Linked DNA regions of Homo sapiens: region 2 is linked to region 1. A link is a loop called in an ENCODE intact Hi-C map of the cell type or tissue named here. Cell type or tissue: gastrocnemius medialis. All regions are shown on one strand. Links, peaks and the distances in the headings refer to the core of each region. The heading gives the core; the rest is flanking DNA.

Region 1 (5,373 bases), core at 159-5,158:
GGGGTGTCTGACTCCATTGTTAATTTTATTATAACAATCATGATGACAACGATGAATAAAGTGAAATTGTACTGTACAGGAAAGACTGCTGGTTCTCTTTCTTTTCATTAATAAAGTAACCAATTTATAGCTGAGCAGAGGTTACCTTGGAGAAGGGAAGGGGCAGATTATATATCCTATCCTTCCCAGAAGTTAGGTGTGGTCCTATTGCTATTGGTCGCCATAGGTTCTATCAGTAGGATATAAATAACGGCAGTATGTGCAAATTCTAAGAATTGTCCTGAAAGCGAAGAAATGAGTTCATTCCTCCTATCTGTCTGATGGCTGGAATGTGACTGCAATAGCTGGTGTTCCAGAAGCCATTTGAACCATGAGGTAACTTGACTAACCCAGTAATCACTTCTGGTTCCTGTCTATCATAGCACCTGTGACATGTGGTGTTATGTATTTATTGGTATGGCTTGGAACTTGCCTTTGGAGAAGAGAGAGACACCCTACAAGGATTTATCCCCCATATGCTTGTTACCCTTCAAAGCAAGTCCACGGTGCCACTATTTTACAACTTACAGTTGATTTTGGCTCATTCAGACTTGCCAGGAGAGTGCTCCATGATTATATACCCTGTGCAGTACTCTTGATGTCAGAGAACAGGAGAAAACTCACAACACTCAATAAAGGCTGAATATTTGCAACTCTATCTTGCTTGATCTCTTTCCAAAAGCACCAAATAAAGTACAGTTTGCCATGCATGCCCCTGGCTGTCCTTTCCCTCCATGCCTTTGCTCATGGTGCTTCCTCTTGCTGGAATGCCCTTCCCTTCTCCCGCTCCCTCACCCCAGGTTAACTCCTACTTTTAGACCCAGCTCAGCTGTCTAATTCTTGGGGCCAAGACTTGGGTGAGATCAGTGAAGCACTCCCCTGGGAGCAAAACTTAAGTGGGTGCCAAAAAGCTAAGTAATCCAAATAAACAATATTTTCATGTAATATTTTTAAAATCACATTGGCAGGCTGTAGCCTGCAGGCTGGCAGCCCATTTTTGAAAATAAAGTTTTACTGGAAGCAGGGCTGGGATTGGGATTTGGCAGGTGAGGCGGGATGGCACAAATGTAGCATCAGATTCTGTCTTTACTTAACACTTTGCCATTTTTTTCCATCATTTTTTACATTAATTTTTATTTTCAGAAACATGAAAGTATTACTCTGGCTTTTTGTTTGTTTGTTTGTTTTGTATTCACTTAAATTTTGGTCCCAAAGGAAGTGCCTCATTCATCTCACCCTAGTCTTGGCCCAGTTTATTCTTCAGGCCACTTTGACCCCCGCAGCTAAGTAAAATGCTCTCATAATAAGAACGCTGATACTACCTGGTGTGTAAGTCCATCCCTGGGCATGCACAGTACTGCCTTTTATACCTATTTGTCTGTGGGACTGTCTGTCAGTCAGGACAGGCTAGGATATGGCACATTAACAAAAGGACCCAAATTCTCATGGTTTAACACAACAAAGATTTCTTTCTGACTCATATTCCATAGCCATCTTGGATACCCAGGGGGCTTCCTTAACACATCAAGGTCACTCAGAAGTTAGGATCAGGGAGCAGCCACCCCCTTAAATATGGTCAGCAACCAAGCAGAGAGAGAGAGAGAGAACTGGCAGTTCAGTGCTCTTGCCTGGGACTTACACAAATACAGAGCTCTTAGACTCACAATGCATTGGCCAGCAATTGTCACATGGCCCCATTCTATCACAGGGCCAGGAAGTGCAATCCTGCCCTGTGCCTGGAAGAAGTGAGAATCAGCAAGGCTTGGAACACTGCACTAATGACTACCCAAGCTGTCCCCACCTTCCACCCACCTGTCTCTGACTATCTTTGAGGGCAGAGCCTGACTCTTAGTAAATGCCCTTATATCCAGCACCCTACATAGGATCTGGAGCAGATAAGATATTTACTAAATGAATGCAGATATTGCGTATGAAAGTGAATCCATGACAATTTAAAAGGTCTAGGGGAAGATAAGCATGTATATGAAGACAACTTGTAGCCTAAGCTCTGCGGACTATGATACCTGGATTCAGACCTCAGCTCTATCACTTACTAGCGGTGTGACCTCAAATAAAGCCCTTAACTTCTCTGAGCCTCAGTGTTTTCATTGGTAAATGGGAAAAATAAAAAATAATACTTATCTCACAAAGTTGTGAAATTAAAATAAGAATGACGGTGACGTTTAATAACATTATTGGTGCCTGGTATTCTCCTAGGCACCGTGTATTAACTCCCCTAATCCACACAATAACTAACGTTATCACGTGGGTACTGTTATCTCTTTTTTACAACTGAGGAAACTAAGGCAAAGAGATGCTAACTTGCCCAATGCTCAGATTCTAATGCTGGCAGTCCGGTTCCAAAGCCCTGTTCCCAGCCCCAAGAAGCCCTTGAGCAGAGCACATAAGAAATGGCTAGCTCCAGGCCGGGCACAGTGGCCCATGCCTGTAATCCCAGCACTTTGGGAGGTCTAGATGGGGGGATCACTTGAGGCCAGGAGTCGGAGACCAGTGCGGACAACATAGCGAGACCCTGTCTCTACAAATAATAATAATAATAATAAAAATCAGCCATGCGTGGTGCCCTGCCTGTAATCCCAGCTACTTGGGAGACTGAGGCAGAGTATCACTCGAGCCCAGGAGTTCCAGGCTGTAGTGAGTTGTGACTGAACCACTGCACTCCAGCCTGGATGACACAGCGAAGCCCTGTCTCGAAAGAAGAAAGAAAGAAAGAGAAAGAGAAGGAAGGAAGGAGGGAAGGAAGGAAGGGAGGGAAGGAGGGAGGGAGGGAAGGGAGGGAGGGAAGGAGAGAAGGAGAGAAGTGGTTAGCTCCTGATACTCTCATCACTGGGGTTGGTTCCAGGTGATAGTCCACTGGGGTCAGCCTCTACTTGGACTGCTCCTAGCTGGGCGGATCCTTGACCTGCCTGAGCCGGGACAGCGCCGGGGCGGCCCCAGCCTGGGGTTGGTGCGCGGCCGGCCCGCCCCTTCCCTCCCCTGAGCCCTGATTGGCCCGCATCGGGCCGGCCCCACCCACCTGGGGGCCGCGGGCTGAGTGCGCTGCGAGCGGCTTGGTGTTACCTTATTTGTGGAGTTATTAATTACTGAAGGGCGCAAACCGTGCTTCTATGCATAAAAATATGTTTGAGCAGTTTCTACTTAAACTTTAAAGAGAACGTTAATCAATTTTATTTTAACAAAATGACCTTAAGCAGGGGAAAAAAAAATTGGTGTTATTTGCCCAAACAGGCAAATTAATTTCTCTCTCTTGAGAAATCTGAGAAGTTTCCAGAAATAGCTATGCATAATTTACACCTGCCCTGGCCGCTTCTAGTTTCACGCCAAGCCCAGTCACGGGCCCCACACCGCTCCAGCCCCAGCAAGAACTGCAAACGAGGGTCCCTGCAAAAGTCCTGCCACCCAGAAGCCGACTCATTTTACGACCTTGGGAAGAGGATAAGAGGGGAAGGGGCCGTGTCGTATCTGAAAGCCCAGCCCAGCTTGGGTCAAGGTCACTGGCGGAAGAGGGGCGCCTGCCCAGTTCTTTGGCCTGGCATTTTCGGGAGGCCTAGAGACAGTTCCCAGCGAAGGACCATCCTCCAGCCTGCCGGCTGGGTCCTGAAGCATGTGGCCTGCGGCCCCCTGCTTTGCCCTCCCCTCCACCAGCCCCTACCCTTGGGGGTTTCCGGGATGTCAGAGTCTCCAGAACATTCTGCAGCGTCCGTGTGGTCTTCCAAACTCCTGCCCCTCTGGCTCTCCACACCTCTGGTGCTTCCCATCCAATTGGGCGGTCCCTTACCCATGCAGTCGCCTTGAGAGTGGGGTTTACAGTCAGGGCACTGGGGCTGCTGGAACTGTGGTCAGTTTCCAGTTGGGCCTTTCAGTAGCATTGTGACTTCTGCCTGGCCACTGGACCTCCCTGGACTTGGGTTTCTCTCCCTGCACTTCTGAGGGATGACATGACCATTGATTCAAAACAGACAACCCCAGAAATACTGAGAGAGAATTTCAGAGCCACCGATGGTAACCCCTGCATCACCCGAGCAAGCACGGACCAGGGCCTTGCTGTGTGTTTCTCATGCAGAGCCACGGGCGCTGGGCTGGGCATCCATGCTCTTCTCTGTCATCATTTCCCCCTGTGACTCTGGGCAAGCCCCTTTCCTACTCAGGGCCTCGGTTTCCTCGTCTGTGAAATGAGTGTTTAATCACAGCTGTCTGAGATGATCTTAGCTTTAGAGCTTTCTGTGCGAATGAGGCTTCCTTGGGAGGCCTGGATCTGCGATGGGGCTCATGGGTGGCTTCTGAATCTGTAACTGGGGAGAAGGATGTCTGCACCCTGAACTGTGGAGGGGATATGAGGATGTGCTGCACTTGGCAACACTTTGTGGCACACTGAGCACCCGAAGGACAGTTTTATTAGCTGATGGCTTTTAAAGTCTCATAGAAAACAGAAAAGAAAATCAGCTCTGAGAATACAACGAGGACATTACCCTGGCCCTACTGTCTTCTTAACGAAGTAAGAGCTCTGATCGGCCTCCTTGAAGGAGAACTGCCTGCCCTGACAGCCTGAGGACTCCTGGCTGGGTTCCCAGGTGCCCCCTGGCCACCCTGTCTCCAGGCACCGTGGGTTTGCCTTGCCTCCTGACATCTCTGTCTATAATTACATTTCTCCTCTCCTGGGCCCAAACAGATCCTACAGCTCCTTCGGGGTTCAGCTCAAGAGCCACCACCTTCAGGCAACCCCCTGCCCTCCCGCGATTTCCCCTCAGGTGCTTCCTGGGTTTGTTCTTGCTCCTAAATCTTCACAGCACCCAGCACAGTGCAAGGTACACCGTGCTGCTCTGCTAATTTCTGAGTCCTGGCACTCCCAGACACTTATTCCTCATGATCTTTGTCCTTGTTTGACAGTGAGGGAAGCTGGGGTCACCTCTACCAGCTAGAGGGTGGTAAAGTTGAGATGGGAAAGCAGGTGATGTGTCTGTTAAGGCTGGGCTCCTATGTTCTGTGCTACTCTGGACTGAGCAGCCAGGAAAACCATGTGGATGTTGATATTTAAAACAAAGTTAAATAATAAAAGAAAAAAGTGTAAACTGCTTAGAAGGATATAAAATAAAAAATCACTAAAAACCAACTGTCCCTCTTACACTCTTCCCAGTCTCTTTCTGTCCAAAGATAGTCTGTGCACATACATACATTTCCATATAGTTCTTTCCTTTTTTTCATAAAATCTATGTTATTCTGTGAATTACTCTATGATTTTTCATTCTCTTATAAATATTCCATTTCTTTTCATGTGAGCACTCACAGATCTTGCTCTTTTTGAGGAGTTTTTCA
Region 2 (5,373 bases), core at 79-5,078, 58 kb before region 1:
TGGGCAGGGGAAGGAGCACTGGACAAGGAGTCAGGGCCCTGAGATTCACTTCCTCTGTCACTTACTATCTTTTCAACTTGATACTTAGAAGCTTAGTGTTCCAACTTGCAGAATGGGACGAAAAATGCCACCTCCATCCAGCTTACTCACATGGCTGAGAAACAGACCTGGGGATAAAGTGTTCCGTAGAGGCCAAGGGGAAGGGCCATTGTTGGCAGAGGTTAAGAGTTGCATTTCGGTCCTGGATCAGCCACGTGGGACAATCACTTTACCTCACCCAGTGTCACTTTCTCCATGTGTGGAGTGGGAATAATAACGGCACCGGCCCCATAGTGCCACTGTGATGAGCAAGTGACTGTGTAAAGCTGGCTTCGCTTCAGCTCTGATCCTCTGGTCACACTGTGAGGTCAGAGGTCCTGTTGTCCTGTTCTGCTGCACATCACCAGCACCCAATGCTGCACCCTGCGCTTGGGCGCTCAGTTTCTGCAGAATAGAAGAAGGATGCGATCCCCTGGAGTTACGTCTTGATGTCTGATGCCTGTAGACTGTGAGCCCAGCAAGGGCAAAAGCCCTGGCTCCCAGGTCACTGCTGCATGCCAGCACCTGGCTCAGTGAGGAAAACCCTCCCAAGCCTTCAGCCCCTGCAAGCACCCTCCCCTGGAACGCCCTCTCTGCCTCCACATCTCAGCCTGTTCATCCAAGGCCACCTCATTCAGGAAGTTATTCATTCACTCATCCATTCAGTAGGTACCTATGCACCAGACATGTGCTAAGGTGATCCTCACCTGTCACGGAGGAAGTTTCTTCCCCCTTGGTGTTACCTCGACCCCCATCCCAAATATTTTATTCACCCTTCTTAAGGAGCTGACCCCTTCCTGCCTGGTGTAATGCTTATGTGCATACCCAGCTGATCTCCCTCCCTAATTAGACGTGAGGGTTTTTTAAAACTTTGTTGAAGTATAGCGTACGTTCAGAGAGATGCACACCTCTTAAGTGCACAGCTTGATGAGTTTGCAGAAATAGAACACATCCAGATCGAGAAGTCGAACCCAGTGGCCTCTGGTAGCTCCCTGCACTCCTTCCTGCTATTGCCTCCCTCAAAGGCAAGCACTGGCCTCACCTCTGGACCATACTGTCGTTTTGTTGCTAGAGGTGATTTAAAGGCAGGTGTGTCTAATTCATTCTCTCTTCTCCAGACTGCTTAGCACAATACCTGGCATTTGTTGAATAAACAGATAGGTGGATGGATGGATGGGTAGATGGACAGGTGGATGTGTGCATGGATGGACCCAGTACCACAGGGATTAGACTAATGACGGTGTTAATTTAACAGCTGACAGTTGTTGCATTCTATCAGCCCACTCTACTCAGTGCTTTATAGGCACCTCTGCTGGTCCTCACAGAGCCCTGTAGGGTAGATCTCCCTCTGTTTTTACAGATCAGCAGACTGAGATTCAGAGAGGTCAGCGACTTGCCCAAGGTCAGCCAGCCCGTGAGTGGCGGTCGCTGTGACCGGGGTCATATGACTCCGGCTTGCGTCTGGAGCTGGCGCTCTGTGCCTGAGTTCCCACTGGTTTACAGCCCTGGGCAGTCCTTCCTCAGTTGGGCCAGCTGGACATAGGCTCAGCGGGCGACAGGGCTGAGCTGTCCTTGGCGGGGAAGCTGATGGGTTCCACGCTGCCCCCGCCCACCCGCCAGGCGCCCCATTCCTCCCGGGCTGCACTGAGCCTTCTGTGTGCCTCTCCAAAGGACAGGGCATATTTCTTCCCAACCCTCTTAAGACCCAGCCCGCACTGGAGGGCTTCATCATTATGCAAATTAGCTGGATTGGATCCGCTCCCGCAGAGGACTCCGGGGGCAGCAGAAGGACGGAGCTGCCTCTGGAGCGCTGAATTGAGCCTCAGATTAGGCCAGTCGATGGGTGGGGGCTGTGGTGGGGAGTGGGCACGGAGATGGGGCTGGCACCGATGATTTGCCACCCCTGGGGAGGCTGTGGGGATTGGGGGGCTGAGGACTGGTGCTGGAGAAGGCCCGCTGCTTGGGCTTACCCAGGCCAGGCTCCCAGCATTGTTGCCGAACATGGGATGAAGAAAGACATTCTTTTTGGATTTTCTTTGTGTGTTGAGCCCTTTTATGATTCATCAGTAAGTAAATATCAGCTGAGGGGGTGATTTGTTTCTAACAAGCTTATAAAATACTGGCGTCATTTGTGGGCTTATTGGAGTGCTGATTATAAACACTCCCCATGCCCACTCCTCTATGTCAAATTAGCATTCAAAATACAAATATTGGATCTTTGGATCACTTTCTGCTGTCTCTTTGGAAGCTGGTAGGCTGGGAAGGGGTAACAGACCCCAGCCTCAGATGAAGAACATTTCCACTCCACTAGGGGACTTGAGGGGTTGCAGACAGAACCTCTCGCTGCACCCTTGGAAGGGTGGGGGCCACGGGGTGCTCTGAGCTCAGCTGCTCCTCTTGCCTTTCTCGTTGCCAAGTTTCCGCTGACCTGGCTCCTCCCCACCCCCAGAGCCTGTCATCTTCAATCTCATGGAGGACGCAGATCTGGGCAGGCGGCATCTGGCCGGGTGAGCCTGTGGAGCTGCCTCCTCCCCAGGGTGGGCTGGGGCCCAGCCTGCACCCAGCCAGACAAAGTGGTTGTTGAGAGTGTCTGAACTGGCTATGGGAGCCATCACGTGGCAGCCTCCTCATGGGGGGTCCCAGGCCTCCCTGGCATCTGTCCCTGACTCGCCTCCCAGCTCCTCACACCTCCTGGCCTCTGGCCTTCTGGCCATGTGTCACAGCAGGCACATTCCAGCTCACATGGGACAGAACACTGTGTGAGGTACGAGAGTGGATGATGACTCACATCTTTTCAGGGCCATCCATAGGGACCAGCCCAGCAGGTGCATTCACTCCAAGCTCTACAAATGCATAGGATCACTCAATCCTATGCATCAAGCACAATTATATCCCCATTTTACTGATGAGGCCACCGGGACACTCAGTGGCAGAGCCCGGGCTTGAAAATTGGCCTGTCCATTCCACTTGACAGGTGATGGAATAGAGTCAAGGCCAGAGGGAGCAATTTGCCCCCATGAAGGCAGAGACCCAGCAGGGACCAGAAAGCAGATCTGCTGAGGCCTCAGCCCAGCAAGAGCTGTTGAGTGAAGAGTCACTGCCACTGGGAATCTCTGGTCTGAAGATCTGCAAGGCAGGGGCTGAGAGGGGCTGTGGAGCTCTCTGGTCCAACCATTTCCAGTTATAGATAGAGAGACCTAGGCCTAGTCATTACCAACATTGTCTCCATCACTAGTCAGTGGATTAAAATTTTTAAAAAGCTTTTATTGTAGTGTATTACTTCGCTCTCATGCTGCTGTAGAGAACTGCCTGACACTGGATACTTTATAAGGAAAGAGGTTTAATTGACTTGCAGTTCCGCAGGGCTGGGGAGGCCTCAGGAAACTTACAGTCATGATAGAAGGGGAAGCAAACATGTCCTTCTTCACATGGCAGCAGGAAAGAGAAGAATGAGAGCCAAGCATAGGGGGAAGCCCCTTATAAAACCATCAGATCTCGTGAGAAATCACTGTCATGAGAACAGCATGGGGGGAACTGCCCCCATGATTCAATTATCTCCACCTGGTCCCGCCCTTGACAGGTGGGTGTTATTAAAATTCAAGGTGAGATTTAGGTGGGGACACAGAGCCAAACCATATAAATTACAAAGGCTATACATGTTCATTGCAGGAAAACCAGAAAATCCAGCCAAGCAAAAATAAGAAAAACATATCCTGCCTTCCAGAGATGACCCTCTAACACCTTAATGTGTGTCCTTCCAGCAAGTTTCTCAGCGCACACAAGCACACACAAATATAGTCATTCCCTTCTTTCCCTCACTTTTCTTTCTTAACCAAAATAGCATTGTGTTTACTACCTGGTTTTGTGTATTTCCACTTAATTGTGGGTGAAGTGGGAGATTGTTAGTCTGAGTGATTGTTAGTCTGCCTTTTTAGAGAAGACGTTTGTCTCTGGTCCACAGGGCTGTGGACAGAGACTAAATGTTGTTTGTCTCTAGAAAGCCCCCTGCCATTGAGCAATCATTGGCTGAGTGCCACTGTGTGCCAGGTTGTTAGGTGCTGGGAAATGCCTAAGCAGTGTGAGAGAGATGGTGGTCCATCCTTCCTCCCTACCTGTTCTAGGGGAGGGAAGCATAGGTTCTGGGTGCAGAGAGCGGGAGTCCCTGATGGGGCAGACATGAGGGGCAGGTGAGCAGGGAGTGTGCCTGTGGAGCTGAGTTCTTCAGCCGGGTTCTGAGGACATCCTGCTCTTGGCAGGAGGGGCTCAGCCATGGGAAGTTGGGGAGGTGTTTTCTGTTGTCAACTAGACAGAGGGCCACTGGGACCCCCATTTTCATGCTGGAGCTTGTTTCCACCAGCACATGCACAGCCCTCTCCATGGTGTCTTGGATTCCTACTTTTCTCAGCTCTGGATGAGGAGAAGGGAGCCATCCACATGGAGGCCAGGATAGGGCTGGGTGCAGGTCCCCACCTGAGGGTGTGGAGGCATGGATTGGAGACACAGTCTGTTTTGGAAGTGGGATTCAACAGGCTTCACTAAACCCTGGCTTTTGGAATTCTAAATTGTCACTAAGGTCCTGCCCTTGTGCATTCAGGGTGTGATTAAAGCATGAGGTGAAAGCAGAGTAATCGGCTTTGGATTTGCTTTTTCCCCCAAAATCTGAGTTTAACATTGTGGGCCAGGCGCATTGGCTCATGCCTGGAATCCAAGCACATGGGGAGGCCGAGGTGAAAGGATTGCTTGAGGCCAGAAGTTTGAGGCCAGCCTGGGTAACATAGTGAGGCCCCATCTCTACCAAAAAAAGAAAAAAAAAAATGAGTGGGGCATGGTGGCCTGTGCCTGTGGTCCCAGCTGCTCAGGGCTCTGAGGTGTGAGGATCGCCTGAGCCTGAGAGATGGAGACTGCAGTGATCTGTGATTGCTCCACTGCACTCTAGCCTGTCTTAAAAACAGAACGAAACAAAACAAAACAAAACAAAAACATTGTGGATGGGATTCAGGGCCACAGTCTTTGCTGTGACTGGAGGTACTTACTGGAAATTCCTTAGTATGCAGGACCTTGAAATGGGTTCTGGAGCAGTGAACTATGAGCTAGATTCCCCAGCTGAGGCCAGCATTCTAGAGGCTGTGCATGTGTGTGTCTGCCTCTTGGTCATGTCCAGTAGGAAGGGAGGTATCACCCCTCTAGACCAAGCCCTTCAGTGGCACCAGAACATTGGCCCCTCTCACTGGTCCTCTCTGCCCTTCTGCCTGCCCTCTTAGAGCGGCTCCTGCATCCTGGGCCCTGGGTCACTGA

Evidence for each region. Peaks named below come from ENCODE experiments on the same cell type or tissue, not always from the same donor. Only the 100,000 strongest peaks of a DNase experiment are listed, where the experiment ranks them.
Region 2: a loop joins it to region 1, with 4 times the contacts of the local background. A loop is called at or near these places in 4 of 110 quality-filtered maps.

What each region holds. Positions count from the first base shown.
Region 1 is chr16:49,482,234-49,487,606 of GRCh38, reverse strand. ZNF423 (zinc finger protein 423) reads left to right here. Exons shown (of 8, transcript NM_001379286.1): 8 at 1-83. Among named protein-coding and RNA genes, the nearest start is that of LINC02179, 19 kb to the right of the region's middle. RefSeq lists a silencer at 2,922-3,101. In gastrocnemius medialis, for the core only: no CTCF peak of the experiment used is centred there; a DNase peak (open chromatin) is centred at 2,986; H3K4me3 peaks cover 992 bases; H3K27ac peaks cover 2,253 bases.
Region 2 is chr16:49,539,962-49,545,334 of GRCh38, reverse strand. All of the region lies in intron 5 of ZNF423 (zinc finger protein 423), which reads left to right. Among named protein-coding and RNA genes, the nearest start is that of LINC02179, 77 kb to the right of the region's middle. In gastrocnemius medialis, for the core only: no CTCF peak of the experiment used is centred there; DNase peaks (open chromatin) are centred at 286, 1,534, 2,514 and 2,824; H3K4me3 peaks cover 1,080 bases; H3K27ac peaks cover 4,614 bases.